Linked DNA regions of Homo sapiens: region 2 is linked to region 1. A link is an interaction called in ENCODE POLR2A ChIA-PET data of the cell type or tissue named here. Cell type or tissue: HepG2. All regions are shown on one strand.

What was found. Peaks named below come from ENCODE experiments on the same cell type or tissue, not always from the same donor. Only the 100,000 strongest peaks of a DNase experiment are listed, where the experiment ranks them.
Region 2: POLR2A ChIA-PET joins it to region 1 with 10 read pairs; 3 of 35 experiments call an interaction of 5 or more read pairs at or near these places.

Annotation. Positions count from the first base shown.
Region 1 is chr17:9,518,703-9,526,702 of GRCh38, forward strand. All of the region lies in intron 4 of STX8 (syntaxin 8), which reads right to left. Among named protein-coding and RNA genes, the nearest start is that of STX8, 53 kb to the right of the region's middle. In HepG2, a CTCF peak has its summit at 3,570 (motif pointing left); a DNase peak (open chromatin) is centred at 3,579.
Region 2 is chr17:9,345,398-9,353,397 of GRCh38, forward strand. The region is part of intron 7 of STX8 (syntaxin 8); the gene reads right to left. Among named protein-coding and RNA genes, the nearest start is that of STX8, 230 kb to the right of the region's middle. RefSeq lists a silencer at 3,155-3,449. In HepG2, no CTCF peak of the experiment used is centred here; a DNase peak (open chromatin) is centred at 3,314.

The DNA.
Region 1 (8,000 bases):
CTAAAAATACAAAAAATTAGCTGGGCGTAGTGGTGGGCGCCTGCAATCCCAGCTACTCGGGAGGCTGAGGCAGGAGAATCGCCTGAACCCGGAAGGCAGAGGTTACAGTGGAGCCGAGATCGTGCCACTGCACTCCAGCCTGGGCGGCAGAGCGAGACTCCGTCTCAAAAAAAAAAAAAAAAGAATAAATGCTAGCAATGCTTAAAGACATTCATTCTATGCCCAGCACATATGAAATCAGACACATTCCCTTGAGTCATTATGGTGGTGAATTCTGAACTAGGGGTGGGGAGGGACGTGCTCTCCTTCCTAGCAGGACAATACCAGAATCTGGAGGGTTTGGGGGGAGTAGCACACAAATAGTTAAAAAGAAACCCCACATATAAAAACATTCAGGCAAAGCACGTCCTCCCACCCCTTACCTGATTGAAAATCACGGTGCTAAACAGACTTACAAATTTGTCTCTACCCATAATATCTCCCTACAGGTTCTTTATCTGCATTTGTGTCTTTTCATTTAAAAATCTCCAACTGGGTATTCCTCCCCAAACTCAACATATCCAAAATCAAATTCATGACTCTCACCCCATAAGCTGCTTCTTCTCGTACGCTCTCTATTTTGGTGAGCAGCATCACTGTATTCCCAAGTCATCCAAGCCATTTTTTTTTTTTTGGTCTCCCTTCTAACCACATCTCATCAACAAACAAGGCCTCCCTCAGAGATGGTTCTCACATCCAAGCCCTGACTGCCCTCCCCATTGGTACTGCCTTGGCTCAGACACCCATCACCTCTCATGTACAACATGGTTACAGCCTTCTGATCGGTCTCCTTGTCCCCAGTTACCCTCATTCAAATCATCCTACACTCTGCTGCAAGAATTATTGTTCTTAAAACAGAGATCTCACCCTATCACTTCCCTATTCAAAAACTTCCCTGACTCCCCAGAAGCTACAACATGGCTACGATCTCTCTACGACATCATCTCCTCAACATCCCCGCTTCCACACCCTACTTCGGCCCTCCAGACTGCTCCCCACCGCTCAGACAAAGGCAAAACTTTCACACTCTCATGTTTTTGCATGAGTCTGGAGTGTCCCCACCCCCACCCCCTTTGTCCATCTGGCAAAATTCTATTCATTCCCCTAAGGTTCAACTCAAATGTCAATTCTGCTGCTTAGGCTTTCCTGATCCCTAGCCCCATCCCCCTTCCCTTGAATCAATCACTCGCTGGTATTCCCATGGTGCTATGTTCACAACCTCTAACGTGGCATTTATCAAGCGGGATTGTAGTTAGTTATTTACTCATCTGTCTCCCTTCCTAAATTATGAGCTCTGTGAGGGAAGAGGCCACATGACAGTTATGTTTATATCCCCAGGACCAAAACACAGAGCCTCGGAATATGCCAGAGCATAAGCATTCAGTAAATGTTTATGAACCAGAACTAGGAAAACCATTGAGGTTTTTAAGCTCTCTTTCTTAAAAACAAAATGAGAGAAGCATTTAACATTTTTATCTTGAAATGTTTTTTAAAAATCAAGCAAAGCAAAACTTAATCAACTGCTACCTGCCTTCAAGACTTCAGCAGCAAAGACTGATACTGTTTGAGCAGATGGAGAGAATTACTTGAAAGGGAATTTGGTCAGTAAAACACCTTGTAGCTCAGCCTCACTTTTGGAAATGACAAGTAAGAGGCATTTTTCCTCTGCAAAGGAAATTAAAGAAAGGAAATGCTAAATACTATGCTTCTGAGCTTAGAACAGACTTGAATTTTTTTAATAAATGATTTCTATCCATATTATTTCAAGATGAAACTTTTCAAATAAATGAAACTTATCAAATAAATGCCACATCAGTAAATACGTTAGATATCTTGTCTTATCAAGATTTAACCAAAAAGTTTCACAATCACTTCTAAAGACATAAAATGATTTCATTTTCATCCCCCAAAGAAAATGATGTACATTATTTAAATTATGATAATATCGGGGGGGTGCACAGACAATCCATGTCTTTCTACAGACAAATGAAGTTGAAGCTTGTTAGAGTTCATAGGAAGGGCGTTCTTATCAACTGAATACAGAATTGAAATAGCAGTGAATTCCAAGAAGTAGCTTTCTTTAGCCTTTCTTAGCGTTTCAAAAAGATGTCAAAGTGACTATATAAAATGTTTGTTTTGTCTGGAAAAAATATCAGTGTTTGGGCATTCACAGACCACAGGGAGGTTTGCAGTTAGGATGAGGGAAGATATTTCTGGGGTGTGAGTGAGCTGAGTCTGCAAAGCTTCGTAACTAGACTTGCCTATAGATTTGAAAACACTCCTATGATATAAAAGGGTAATTCCTTTTTCAGAACTTTTTTTGGTAGTTCCTTTCTGTGAATATAAAGATGCACAGAGGCTCAAATTTCAATTAGAAATAGATTCTTTGACAGAAATTCTTTAGAGACGAAGTCTGGCAACAATACGCAGACTGGATTACACGGAAGAGAGGCTGCAGTCAGAGAGGCAGGCCAAAAGGCCAGTGTGGTAATTTAGGTGGGAGGTAACAGGAGTCTGGACAAGGGAAGTGACAAGAGGGAACAGAGAGAAAGGGACAATTAACATAGTGGCTCAAGGGAAATTCCACAAGTGTTGATGAATAGACTGGATATAGGGAATAAAGATTGCCAAACCTATGTGACTTGAAGAAATTGACACGACTTCAGGAAAAGGAAATTTTTTCATTACCTTTCAATTTTCAACACAGCACTTAATAACAATCCCAGAGTTAAACTGGTCCTTCAAGAGATCATGATTATGTAGGAATATCTGTAGCCATATTTACTAAACTGTTAACATCTTTCAGTCCAATACTCTGTCCTACTCTTTTCTGTATCCCATCCACCCTTCCATCCATCCATCCATCTGACAAACACTGAATATCTTCTATGTATCAGGCACTAATCTAGTGACTTGTAAGTGAACAAGAGAGACATAAATACCTGACCTCATGGAGCTAATACTCAAGGGACAATAAATGCCTAACATTGTGCCGACTGCAAAGTTGATACTCAAAATATTTTTTGTTCAAATTGAATAATCTCCATTGAGTATTAGTCCAGAACAAATAAGAATCAGAACAAGGAAAATATCTTCCTTACATAATATCCAAGGAAATTTCACTATAGCACCTTTAAAATCTATTACAATCAAATATTGTTCTAATTTAAAAGCAATCCTATTTTTTCCTATTCATTGCTTGCCAAATTTACCAATAAAAAGTTTTAACACTAAATGAAAACCTTGATGAAACAGTTCACAGAAGAATAGAAATACAGGGTAGAAAAGGCCATCATTTTTTTGGGTCTCCAACTCAAATTTCAAAACCCCAGGGCACTGCTCCTGAGAGTCACACAGGCCATCTTAAGCAAAAAACAAAACCAAAAGGAACACTTCTGTACCTTAAATGTTTGCAAATCATGGTACCTTAAAAGTAGAAGAGGGGCAAAAAGGGGTGATACACAAAAAACAAGAATTCCAAGTAAAAGATGAATGAGCTGCTCTACCATATTTATGGTGACTGAGAGCCATCTGCTGGTTACAGTTTAGTTACAACAGTCCAGGAGGGCCAACTATTGCAGGCAGCTTCTCTATTACATGATGCATGCAACATGCTTAGAAACACAATGCACTGGTTCTCACTCCTGTGAGGAAGCTTAAAAAAGTTTCCTATCGGCCGGGCACGGTGGCTCACGCCTATAATCCCAGCACTTTGGGAGGCTGAGGCAGGTGGATCACGAGGTCAGGAGATAGAGACCATCCAGGCTAACACGGTGAAACTCCGTCTCTACTAAAAATCCAAAAAAAAAAAAAAAAAAAAAATTATCTGGGCATGTGGCGGGTGCCTGTAGTCCCAGCTACTCAGGAGGCTGAGGCAGGAGAATGGCGTGAACCCAGGAGGCGGAGCTTGCAGTGAGCCGAGATCGCGCCACTGCACTCCAGCCTGGGCGAAAGAGCGAGACTCCATCTCAAAAAAAAAAAGTTGATATCATACAAGCAGTGAGTAGGATAGTGGTTACCAGAGGCTGGGAAGGGCAAGAGGTTGGGGGAAGGAAAGGTTGGTTAAGGGAGACAGGGAACAGCTGGATGGCAGAAGTGAGTTCTGGTGTTCTGTGGCATACTAAGGTGAATACAGCAAATGATAATTTACAGTTTTTTGAATAGCTAGAAGAGAGGATTATGAATGTTATCAACACAAAGAAATGATACAGGTTTGAGGTTATGGGTATGCTAATTACCCTGATTTGATCATTACACATTATATACATGTATCAAAATATCACACTGTAAGCCAGGCTCGGTGGCTCTCACCTGTAATCCCAGCACTTTGGGAGGCCGAGGCAGGTGGATCACAAGGTCAAGAGATCGAGACCATCCTGGCTAACACAGTGAAACCCCATCTCTACTAAAAATACAAAAAATTAGCCAGGCATGGTGGCATGTGCCTGTAGTCCCAGCTACTTGGGAGGCTGAGGCAGGAGAATCACTCGAACCCAGGAGGCAGAGGTTGCAGTGAGCCGAGATTGCACCACTGCACTCCAGCCTGGGCAACAGAGCGAGACTCCATCTCAAAAAAAAAAAAAAAAATCACACTGTACCCCATAAATATGTACACTTATATGTCAATTAAATATATATGTACATATATATATACACACACACACATATATATATTTAAAGAGAAACAAATGCGCAAAAGTCAACAGAACTTATATAATATGAGGGAGTTGGTGTTCCTAGAGCCATGCCTTTTTGACACCATCTGCAATAACAACTCTCCATCTTCTTCCAGTTGGTTCTTCACAACCAAACACAGTTATGATAAATCCGTTGAGTGTCCAGTCAAGATGAGCAATCTACATTTGCTTTAGGCATTCGGCATACCTAATGATTTCCATCTTTGTCTCAACATTACTGTTTTCACTTTACTGTACTTGTTTCCATTCTCACTCATTTTATAAAGTAAAGGTAAAATGCAATAAAATATTCAACCAATTGTGCAAATCAATACTGTTCTATGAACAAAGATGTGAGTTCAGTGAAACAAAATTATCAGCTGGCAAGCAGTGCCACCATCAATAATATTAATAGAAATGTGTGTTTGGCAGCTGATATACAAAAATCCAAATTAGGCATTAAAAGGCCATTTAAGAGTGTCAATGAATAATGCTTATGCATTCAAGATGCACAAAAGCCAAGGACCACCTACATCGTCCATTTTTCACCTCAGTGACCTTACTGTTTATTATACCAATTCATCTAACTCATGTCTAAAGACAACAAATTTTGAGATGGACACCCACATTTTCAATTCTGGCATCTTTTCCCTCTGGAATGTGTAAGCTCCCTCGGGTAACTTTTATGCAACCAGTTGGGTGCCAATGTGCGGACTGATATGGAAATTACTGTTCTAAAAAGACAGGATTCAAGAAGATACACAAGGAGGAAAAACAACACATGATGTACAAATTTCTACCCACTTGCGGTATCAATTTCTGTCTCAGTCCTTTCAGGCTGCTATAACCAAATACCTCAGACTGGGCAATTTATAAACAACAGAAATTTACTGCTCACAGTTCTGGAGGCCAGGAAGTCCAAGAGCATGGCATAAGCAGATACGGTGTCTGGTGAGGACTTTTTCTCTGCTCCATGGGTGGTGCCTTCTACATGTTCTCATATGTCCAAAGGGGCAAGGAAGCTCCCTTCAATCTTTTTTTTATAAGGGCACTAATCCCATTCTTGAGGGCAGAGTCCTCATGACTTACTTCCCCGAAGGTCCCACCTCTTAATACTATCACACTGGAGATTAGGTTCTAACATATGAATCTTGGGAGGACACTACTATTCAGACCATGGCAAAGGGTGTCAATGAATAATGCATACCATTCAAGACATACAAAAGTCAAGGACTGCCTACATAGCCATCACTTCCACCTCAATAACCTTGATTTGCTATTATTACACCAATTCATCTACTTCATATCTAAGAAAGCAAATTATCAAGATGGACACCTATTTTGATTTGTTTTGTTTTGTTTTGTTTTTGTTTGTTTGAGATGGGGTCTCACTCTGTTTTTTTTTTTTGAGATGGGGTGTCACTCTGTCACCCAGGCTGGAGTGCAGTGGCACAATCTTGACTTACTGCAACCTCGGCCTCCTGGGCTCAAGCAATTCTCCCACCTCAGCCTCCCTAGTAGCTAGGACTACAGGCATGCACCACCATGTCTGGCTAATTTTTTGTATTTTGGGTAGAGATGGGGTTTCACCATGTTGCCCAAGCTGGTTTCGAACTCCTGACCTCAAGTGATCCACCCACCTTGACCTCCCAAAGCACTGGGATTACAGGCGTGAGCCACTGCGCCTGGCCAACACCCACGCTTTTAACTATGTCATCCTTTCCCTCTGTGAGCAGGGCCCAGGAATGTATAAGCTCCCTCAGGTGACTTTTATGCAATCAGCTGGGCACCAATGTGCAGACTGGTATAGAAACTACCACCCTTGAAAAAGCAGGATTCAAGAAAGTACGCAAGACAGAAAACACATGGTATAAATACATGGTCTTCTCAGCCTCCCCCCACTGCCCACATTGATTTCTCCATTTTCTCTTTTCTTTTTTTTTTTTTGAGACGGAGTCTCACTCCGTTGCCCAGGCTGGAGTGCAATGGCATGATCTCGGCTCACTGCAAGCTCCACCTCCTGGGTTCACACCATTCTCCTGCCTCAGCCTCCTGAGTAGCTGGGACTACAGGCGCCCGCCACCACACCCAGCTAATTTTTTGTATTTTTAGTAGAGACGGGGTTTCACCGTGTTAGCCAGGATGGTCTCGATCTCCTGACCTCATGATCTACCCGCCTCAGCCTCCCAAAGTGCTGGGATTACAAGCGTGAGCCACCGTGCCCGGCCCAGATTTCTCCATTTTCTAATCTCCCAGATCATTTATGGCTCATATCACACAAAGTGGCATTTCACTATACACTATCATGTATGGTCCAGAGTTGTTTTGTGCAAGATAGAAAGACATCCCCACATGGCCTGCTATCTCTGTACTCCCTTCTGCTAAGACGGTGAGTGCTATCGTTCATTAATGTCTATAGAACACTTTCCAGTTTACAAAGAGCCTCCACATAGATTTATCTCATTTGAACTTCACAACAGTTTGAGGAATCATGGTTACCTTCATTTTCCTGACAATGATGTGTAGTTAAAACTCAAACCCTGGTTGTCTAATACCAAATCCTTTGCTCCTTCCACAGAATGACACAAGGCAAACTTAGCAATATGCCACACTTGAACACCTGGTGGAATACTGTCCCTACGAACAGGGTAATACTGTCCCTGCAAGTGTGAAAGACGAAGTATTCAAAGCCAGTGGGAAAGGAATACATGAGGGCCCCTGAAAGGGAATCATGGTAAGATTTCAAAAGTACGAGAGACAAAGCCCAAGGGACAAAACCCAGGGCAAAGGATGAGAGGACCTGGGTTCTAGTTCTCTCTCTTCCATTGATTCACCATGGGCACAACGACTTCTCTAAGAATCAGTCTCCTCATTTGTAAACCAAAAAAGTAATCGCTTGAGTTATAACACCGTATCAGAAAGAAAAAAGTCAAACACACATGGGAGCGTTGAGGCCTAAGACCGCCCCCACCCGCCACTCCACATGCATCCTACATGCACGTCCTGGAACCAACACTCATGTATGCTTAGGGGTGACTGTAATATATCAAAAATTGCTCGGTAAACAGAGAAGAGAAAGAGGGAGAAATAACTTTTATTTTCAACAAACAAGAACAGGCTTTTTAATTTCTTAAAAATTTTTACTTAAAGAAAACACAAGTTGGAAACATTTTTTAAAATTAACAGGCTCACGCCTGTAATCCCAGCACTTTGGGGGGCCGATATGGGCTGATCAAGAGGTCAGGAAATCAAGAACAGCCTGGCCAACATGGTGAAACCCTGTCT
Region 2 (8,000 bases), 170 kb before region 1:
CCTCGGCCTCCCAAAGTGCTGGGATTACAGGTGTGAGCCACCATGCCTGGCCACATATCTCATTTTCTTTACCTGGTTGCCATTTGAATTTGTGACTTCTGGCTTAAATGACTCTCTAAATGAGAGCACAATTAAATAATTTCACAGAAGTAGGGACAAAGATATATTTTTAAAATTTTTTATTTTTAGATGACAAAGAATATATATTTATGGGGTACAAAGTAATGTTTTAGTATCTACACACATTGTGGAATGATTATATCAAGTTAGTTAACATATCCCTTATCTCACATACTTTTTTTTTTTTTTTGTAGTGACAACATTTAAAATTTGTTCTTTCAGCTACTTTGAAATACAGTTGAGTATCCCTTATCCAAAATGCTTGAGACCAGAAATGTTTCGAACTTTGGATATTGGAATATTTGCATTATACCTCCGGGTTATGCATTCCTTTTTTTTTTTTTTTTTTTTGAGATGGAGTTTCACTCTTGTTGCCCAGACTGGAGTGCAGTGGCACGGTCTCAGCTCACTGCTACCTCCGCGTCCTGGGTTCAAGTGATTCTCCTGCCTCAGCCTCCTGAGTAGCTGGAATTACAGGCACACGCCACCACACCCGGCTCATTTTTGTATTTTTAGTACAGATGGGGTTTCACCATGTTGGCCAGGCTGGTCTCAGACCCCTGACCTCAAGTGATCTACCTGCCTCAGCCTCCCAAAGTGCTGGGATTACAGGCGTGAGCCACCACGCCCGGCCGGCCCCTGACTATTAAGACCAGGAAGAGTAATCATGGTACAGGAAAGCAGATCCTATACAGTAACACAGAGGGCATTTTCAACAGGAGATATCTGTTGCTTTGCCTTTCAGTATCACTCTTGGCTCCTTTTCCTCCTCTCTCAACTTTTATATTTCCTCTCTTTCATCTCTCTGTCTATCCCTCCCCATTTCTCTTTCCTTGACTAAACCAAATATTACCACGGGAGCACACATCTTACAGCACTCTGCCTGTCCATCCCACTTAACCTCAATCCTCAGCACTCTGGTGTGTCATGGAAAATTAAGAATGTTTGAGAAGTACCACGGAAAGAAAAAGTTTAGCAAGCAATGACCACAAACCACTAACCCTGGTCACATCTGGTCACTGTTCTTGACAAAACTCAAAAACTTTATCCAACACTCAATGGGGGGCCCCCTCTAGCTTATGCATGCAGGTCTGAGGGTTGATTTCACATGCATCCAAATAAAGTATTTTAGGAAAAAGAAAACAAACTCACAAGCCAGGAGGCCAGGAAGCAAAGAGACTCCCTAGAGCTTCTAACTTGCTGACTGGCCACAGTGACACCATAGGGGTGGCTACACTGAATCTGGTCTGATGTTCTTACCAGTTTTATGGCTGTACCAGTTTTATGACAGTGACATGAAGAGATATACTCAAAGAAATGCCTCTCCTTGCTGGGCACGGTGGCTCCCACCTGTAATCCCAGCACTCTGGGAGGCCGAGGTGGGCAGATCACCTGAGGTTGGGAGTTCGAGACCAACCTGATCAACATGGAGAAACCCCGTCTCTACTAAAAATATACAACTAGCTGGGCGTGGTAGTGGGTGCCTCTAATCCCAGTTACTCGGGAGGCTGAGGCAGGAGAATCGCTTAAACCCAGGAGGCAGAGGTTGCAGTGAGCTGAGATCACACCATTGTGCTCCACAGCCTGGGCAACAAGAGAGAAACTCCATCTCAAAAAAATAAAAAAATAAAAAAAAAAAAAGAAATGCCTCTCCTTTTCAGCACCTTCAGAAGTTAGATGTATCCCCAACATCTCCTAGTTCACTTTAATAACCCATTGCCACTCTACATAAAACTGTTTTGAATCTTTTACACCAGGAAGCCCTCAGCCTTCCCAAATTGCCTGGGCTGCTCAATACCATAAAGCTCCTAGAGAAATGACTCTTTATGAAAAGTAGTACTTGTTTCTAATGGAGCAGCTATATATGGAAGCTTTTTTCCTTTTTAAAAATAAATTGTAAAATACATAACAAAAATGACCATTTTAACAAAAGTATAAATTCATTGGCAAAATACACTCCCAATGTTGTGCAACTATCACTACTACTTATTCCAGAACTTTCTTTTTCTTTTTTTTGAGACAGGGTCTCACTCTGTTCCCCAGACTGGAGTGCAGTGGCACGACGTCAGCTCATTGCAAAACTCTGCCTCCCAGGTTCAAGCGATTCTCCTGCCTCAGCCTCCCAAGTAGCTGGGATTACAGGCACCTGCCACCATGCCCAGCTAATTTTTGTATTTTTAGTAGAAACTGGGTTTCACTATGTTGGCCAGGCTGATTCTAGAACTTTTCATCAGCCCAAAAGGAAACCTCATACCCATTAAGCAGTCTCTCTCCATTTCTCCCAACTCCCCAGTCCCTGGCAATCACTGATCAGCTTTCTGTCTCTATAGATTTGCCTACTCTGGACATTTATATAAATTAAATCATATAATATATAGCTTTTTGTTTCTGGCTTCTTTCACTTGGCATAATGTTTCAAGGTTCATTTATATTTTAGCATGGATTACTACTTCATTCCTTTTTTGTGGTTGAGTAATATTCCATTGTATGGTGTGTGTGAAGGCTTTTGTGAAATAAATAATGGTGGTTGGATAGTATGTAACTGCAAGCTACTAAACTGAAGGAATTTATCCTGTGTGACAGGTGGTATTTCTTTTACATATGAACATTGTAGAATATGGGAACCTGCTGGGCGCGGTGGCTCACACCTGTAATCCCAGCACTTTGGGAAGCCGAGGTGGGCAGATCACAAGGTCAGGAGATCGAGACCATCCTGACGTTGAAACCCCATCTCTACTAAAAATACAAAAAATTAGCCAGGCGTGGTGCGGACGCCTGTAATCCCAGCTACTCAGAAGGCTGAGGCAGGAGAATGGCATGAATCTGGGAGGCAGAACTTGCAATGAGCCGAGATTGCGCCACTGCACTCCAGCCTGGGCAACAGAGCAAGACTCTGTCTCAAAAAAAAAAAAAAAAAAAAGAATATGGGAACCAATGTATAGCCTATCCAAACCATTCATAATCTAATAAACTTTCTATCCCTATTCAAATTTCATCTTTCCAGACTGAGAAGTCCTTTAAAAAAATTTGAAGGCTCAGAAAATCCTCATCCACATTATTTCAGTTGCCTTTCAATGAATCCAATTCAAAGGCAGTCATTTGTGCTAGTTGCTGGGAATCAGAATTGCAAGACACAGTCCCTGCACTCAGGAAGCTCAAGGTCTAGTGAGAAGATAAACATCCGAACAATTTCACCACACTGTGATAACTTTCAGGATGTAAATCTAAACTGTAAGGACTCAAGTTCACGAAGTTTTCCAGCTGAGGGAGCTTATGCAAGCTTAATATGTGGGTCAGAAATGCTTTGGTTTGGCTTCCTACCTTCCTGATGGCCAAGGTCTTCAGAGAAAAGCTTATACATTAATCGTCCCTTATGCATGGAGGACGCGTTCCAAGACCCCCAAGGGATGCCTGAAACCAGGGACAGGACTGACTCTACAAATACTATCTTTTTTCCTATACATACATACCTACGATAAAGTTAACTTTTTGAGATGGAGTTTTGCTCTTGTTGCCCAGGCTGGAGTGTAATGGCACAATCTCGGCTCACTGCAACCTCTGCCTTCCGGGTTCAAGTGATTCTCCTGCCTCAGCCTCCCGAGTAGCTGGGATTATAGGCGTCCACTTCCATACCCAGCTAATTTTTATATTTTTAGTAGGGACAGCATTTCACCATGTTGGCCAGGCCGGTCTCAAACTCCTGACCTTGGGTGATCTGCCTACCTCGGCCTGCTAAAGTGCTTAGATTACAGACATAAGGTAAGCCACTGCACCCGGCCGATAAATTTATTTTCTTTTCTTTTTTTTTTTTTTTTTTTTTGAAACAGAGTTTTGCTCTTGTTGTCCAGGCTAGAGTGCAGTGGCGCAATCTCGCCTCACTGTAACCTCCGCCTCCTGGGTTCAAGTGATTCTCCTGCCTCAGTCTCCTGAGTAGCTGGAATTAGAAGTGCCCACCACTACGCCTGGCTAATTTTTTGTATTTTTAGTAGAGATGGAGTTTTACCATGTTGGCCAGGCTGGTCTCGAACTCCTCACTTAAGGCGATCCACCCGCCTTGGCCTCCCAAAGTGCTGGGATTACAGGCATTAGCCACCACGCCGGGCTGATAAAGTTAATTTCTAAGTTAGGCACAGTAAGAGATTAACAACCATAACTAATAATAAAATAGAACAATTATAACAATATACCGTAATAAAAGTTATGTGAATGTGGTCTCTCTCTCTCTCTCTCTCTCAACAGATCTGACTGTACTGTACTCCTCCTCCTTCTTGTGATAATGTGAGAGGATGAAATAAATGCCTACGGGATGAGAGGAAGTGATCCTCCTGCCTCAGCCTCCCTGGTAGCTGGAACTACTGGCATGCACCACCACACCGGGCTAGTTTTTAAATTTTTCTTTTGTAGAGATGGGGTCTGACTATGTTGACCAGACTGGCCCTCAAACTCCTGGCCTGAAGCAATCCTCACACTTTGGCTTCCCAAAGTGCGGGGATTACAGGCGTGATTGTCCCAAATGTCAGCAGTGTGACACTGCGTTAGGCTACTATTGACCTCCTGGCAATATGTCAGAAGCAAGATCATCTGGTTCGAGTAATCCTGAATCACTGAGCCCTGATGATGGCCATAGCTGGATGTGAGGAGCAGATCATGGTAATGACTAATGAATGGGCCGCGTATACAGCGTGGATACGCTGGACAAGGGGATGATTCATATCCAGGGTGGGATGGGGTGGGATGGCGTGAGATTTCATCACACTTCTCAGAACAGCATGCAATTTAAAACTTATGAATTGTTTACTTCTGGAATTTTCCATTTAATATTTTAGGATTGACTGTGGTTGACCACAGGTAACTGAAACTGTGGAAAGCAAGACCAAGGGGGAACTACTGTAATGAGAGCAGTTGGTGTTGCTTTCCTGAGTAGCTGGGCTCTTCTGATTGACCCTAGAAGTTAGCATCTATCATATTTGCCTAATGCGACATCTTGCTCACACTAAAGTGTTTTTTTTTTTGTTTTTGTTTTTGTTTTCTTTTTTTGAGACGGAGTCTCTGTTGCCCAGGCTGGAGTGCAGTGGCACGATCTCGGCTCACTGCAACCTCTGCCTCCCAGGTTCAAGTGATTCTCCTGCCTCATCCTCCTGAGTACCTGGGATTACAGGTGCCCGCCACCACACCTGGCTAATTTTTGTATTTTTAGTAGAGACAGGGCTTCACCATGTTGGCCAGGCTGGTCTCGAATGCCTGACCTCGGGTGATCCACCCGCCTTGGCCTCCCAAAGTGCTGGGATTACAGGCGTGAGCCACCACACCCAGCCTAAAATGTTTTTATCTTTTAAAATCTTCCTATCTTTCAGGATGAGATATAAAAGTGCTGATTAGTAGCAGACCTAGAAAGAAATTTCATCAGGCATTCCTTCACTCCTTAGACATATTAAAAATATTAACATGGGAACTAAGGCACTAACCCATGGGCAGCTTCATCGTCTATACTTTCCATCTTTCTCTCCAACTGTTTATGTTGAAAGATTTCAACCTGACAGAAAAGCCGAAAAGATAGTATAATGAACATCTATATAGGCCAATGTTAAATGGTGAATAATGAATGTTTTTAATGTGGTTATATGTAATAATGTCATAATAATGTAGTGATTTCCTTGTCTTTTTTTTTTTTTTTTTTTTTTTGAGACGGAGTCTCACACTGTCACCCAGGCTGGATTGCAATCTCTGCCTCCCAGGTTCAGGTGTTTCTCCTGCCTCAGCCTCCCAAGTAGCTGGGATTACAGGCGCGCACCACCACACCTGGCTAATTTTTTGTATTTTTAGTAGAGACAGGGTTTCACTATGTTGGCCTGACTGGTCTCCAACTCCTGACCTCGTGATCTGCCCGCCTCGGCCTCCCAAAGTGCTGGGATTACAGGTGTGAGCCACGGCGCCCGGCCTATTCATTTCTAAAAACTTAAACATGCATCTCCTAAGAACAAGAATATTCTCCAACAGAATCATATCATTGTTAATCTGAAGAATTTTAACACTGATACAACATTATCTAATGCACAGTCCATATTCAAATGTCCCTCATTTACTCAATAATGTCCTTCTAGCTGGGTATGTTTTTAAAATCTGGAATCCGATCAAAATCAGAAACTGTATTTAGTTGTCATATTTCTTTAGTTTCCTTTAATCTACAATTCTTCTATCCTTTTTCTATCCTTCATGACCCTGATATTTTCCTTGTCTCACAGAACACCCATCAATCTGAACTACTCTTATAGTGTCTGTTGATGTCATTCAAGTTAACATTTTTGGCATAAATACAGTAGGTGATGTTGTGTTAATTATACCGCATCAAATTTGGAGCAGTGTACTGTGTCCTGTAATCCTAGCGCTTTGGGAGGCCGACTTGGGAGGATCACTTGAGCTCAGGATTTCAAGACCAGCCTGGGCAACATGGTGAGACCCCCATCTCTACAAAAAATACAAAAAATTAGCTGGGTACGGTGGTGTGCGCCTATAGTCCCAGCTACTTGGGAGGCTGAGGCAGGAGGATTGTTTGAGCCTGGAAGATGGAGGGCTTCGGTGAGCTACGATTGTGCCACTGCACTCCAGCCTGGGTGACAGAGCAAGATCCTGCCTAAAAAAAAAAAAAAAGAAAAACAACAAAAAAAAACTTGGGGCTTCATAATCCAGGTTGTCATACTCCTGGTGATGCTAAGTTTGATCACTTTTTTCAAGTGTCTTTCCTCCTTAATAATTAATAAATAATCTGTGTGGTGATACTTTCAGACTGTGGTTATCCTGCTTCCCATATCTTTTCACCCAATAGTTTTGGCATTGATGGTCAATCCTGAAACAATTACTGGTGGTTGCAAAAGCTGTTTTTCTAATTTTATCTTTTTTTTTTAATATATCTTAGCTGGGAGAAAGAGCCTCTCCCCATCCTTACTCCCACTTTTTTTTTTTTTTTTTTTGAGACGGAGTCTTGCTCTGTGGCCCAGGCGGGAGTGCAGTGGCGCAATCTCGGCTCACTGCAAGCTCCGCCTCCCGGGTTCACGCCATTCTCCTGCCTCAGCCTCCCGGGTTCACGCCATTCTCCTGCCTCAGCCTCCCGAGTAGCTGGGACTACAGGCGCCCGCCATCACGCCCGGCTAATTTTTTTGTATTTTTTTAGTAGAGACGGGGTTTCACCGTGTTAGCCAGGATGGTCTCGATCTCCTGACCTCGTGATCCACCCGCCTCGGCCTCCCCCTTACTCCCACTTTTTTTTAAGTATCACTGTGGATACGCAAACTCATGGACTCATGGATGCATTTTTCAAGTTCAGTATCTATAATCCATTAACATTGTTATTCTTTTTATTGCTCCAATTGCCTCCATTTTTTTTTTCAGACTCTTTTTTCAGGGTCTTACTCTGTTGCCCAGGCAACAGTGCAGTGGTGTGATCAAAGCTCACTGCAGCCTTTAACTCCTGGGCTCAAGTGATCCTCCTGCCTCAGCCTCCCTGGTAGCTGGGACTACTGGCATGCACCACCACACCAGGCTAGTTTTTAAATTTTTCTTTGGTAGAGACGGGGTCTGACTATGTTGACCGTCAGACTGGCCTTAAACTCCTGGCCTGAAGCAATCCTCACACTTTGGCTTCCCAAAGTGCTGGGATTACAGGCATGACTGCCCCAAATGTGACCTGTGGGAGTCCCTATAAGTCAGCTCCTGTGTTCTTTTACATAGCCCCATCATTGTTTGTGCGCTTCCTTGATCTCAGACCCAAGATGTTCTAGGCTTGCCTTTTATCTTCCTGTCCCAGATTTAGACTCAGTTGCTCCTGCAAAGAGTCTTAGTTTCTTTTGGGAGTGAATAGTATTTAGAAACCAAGAACTGGGTGT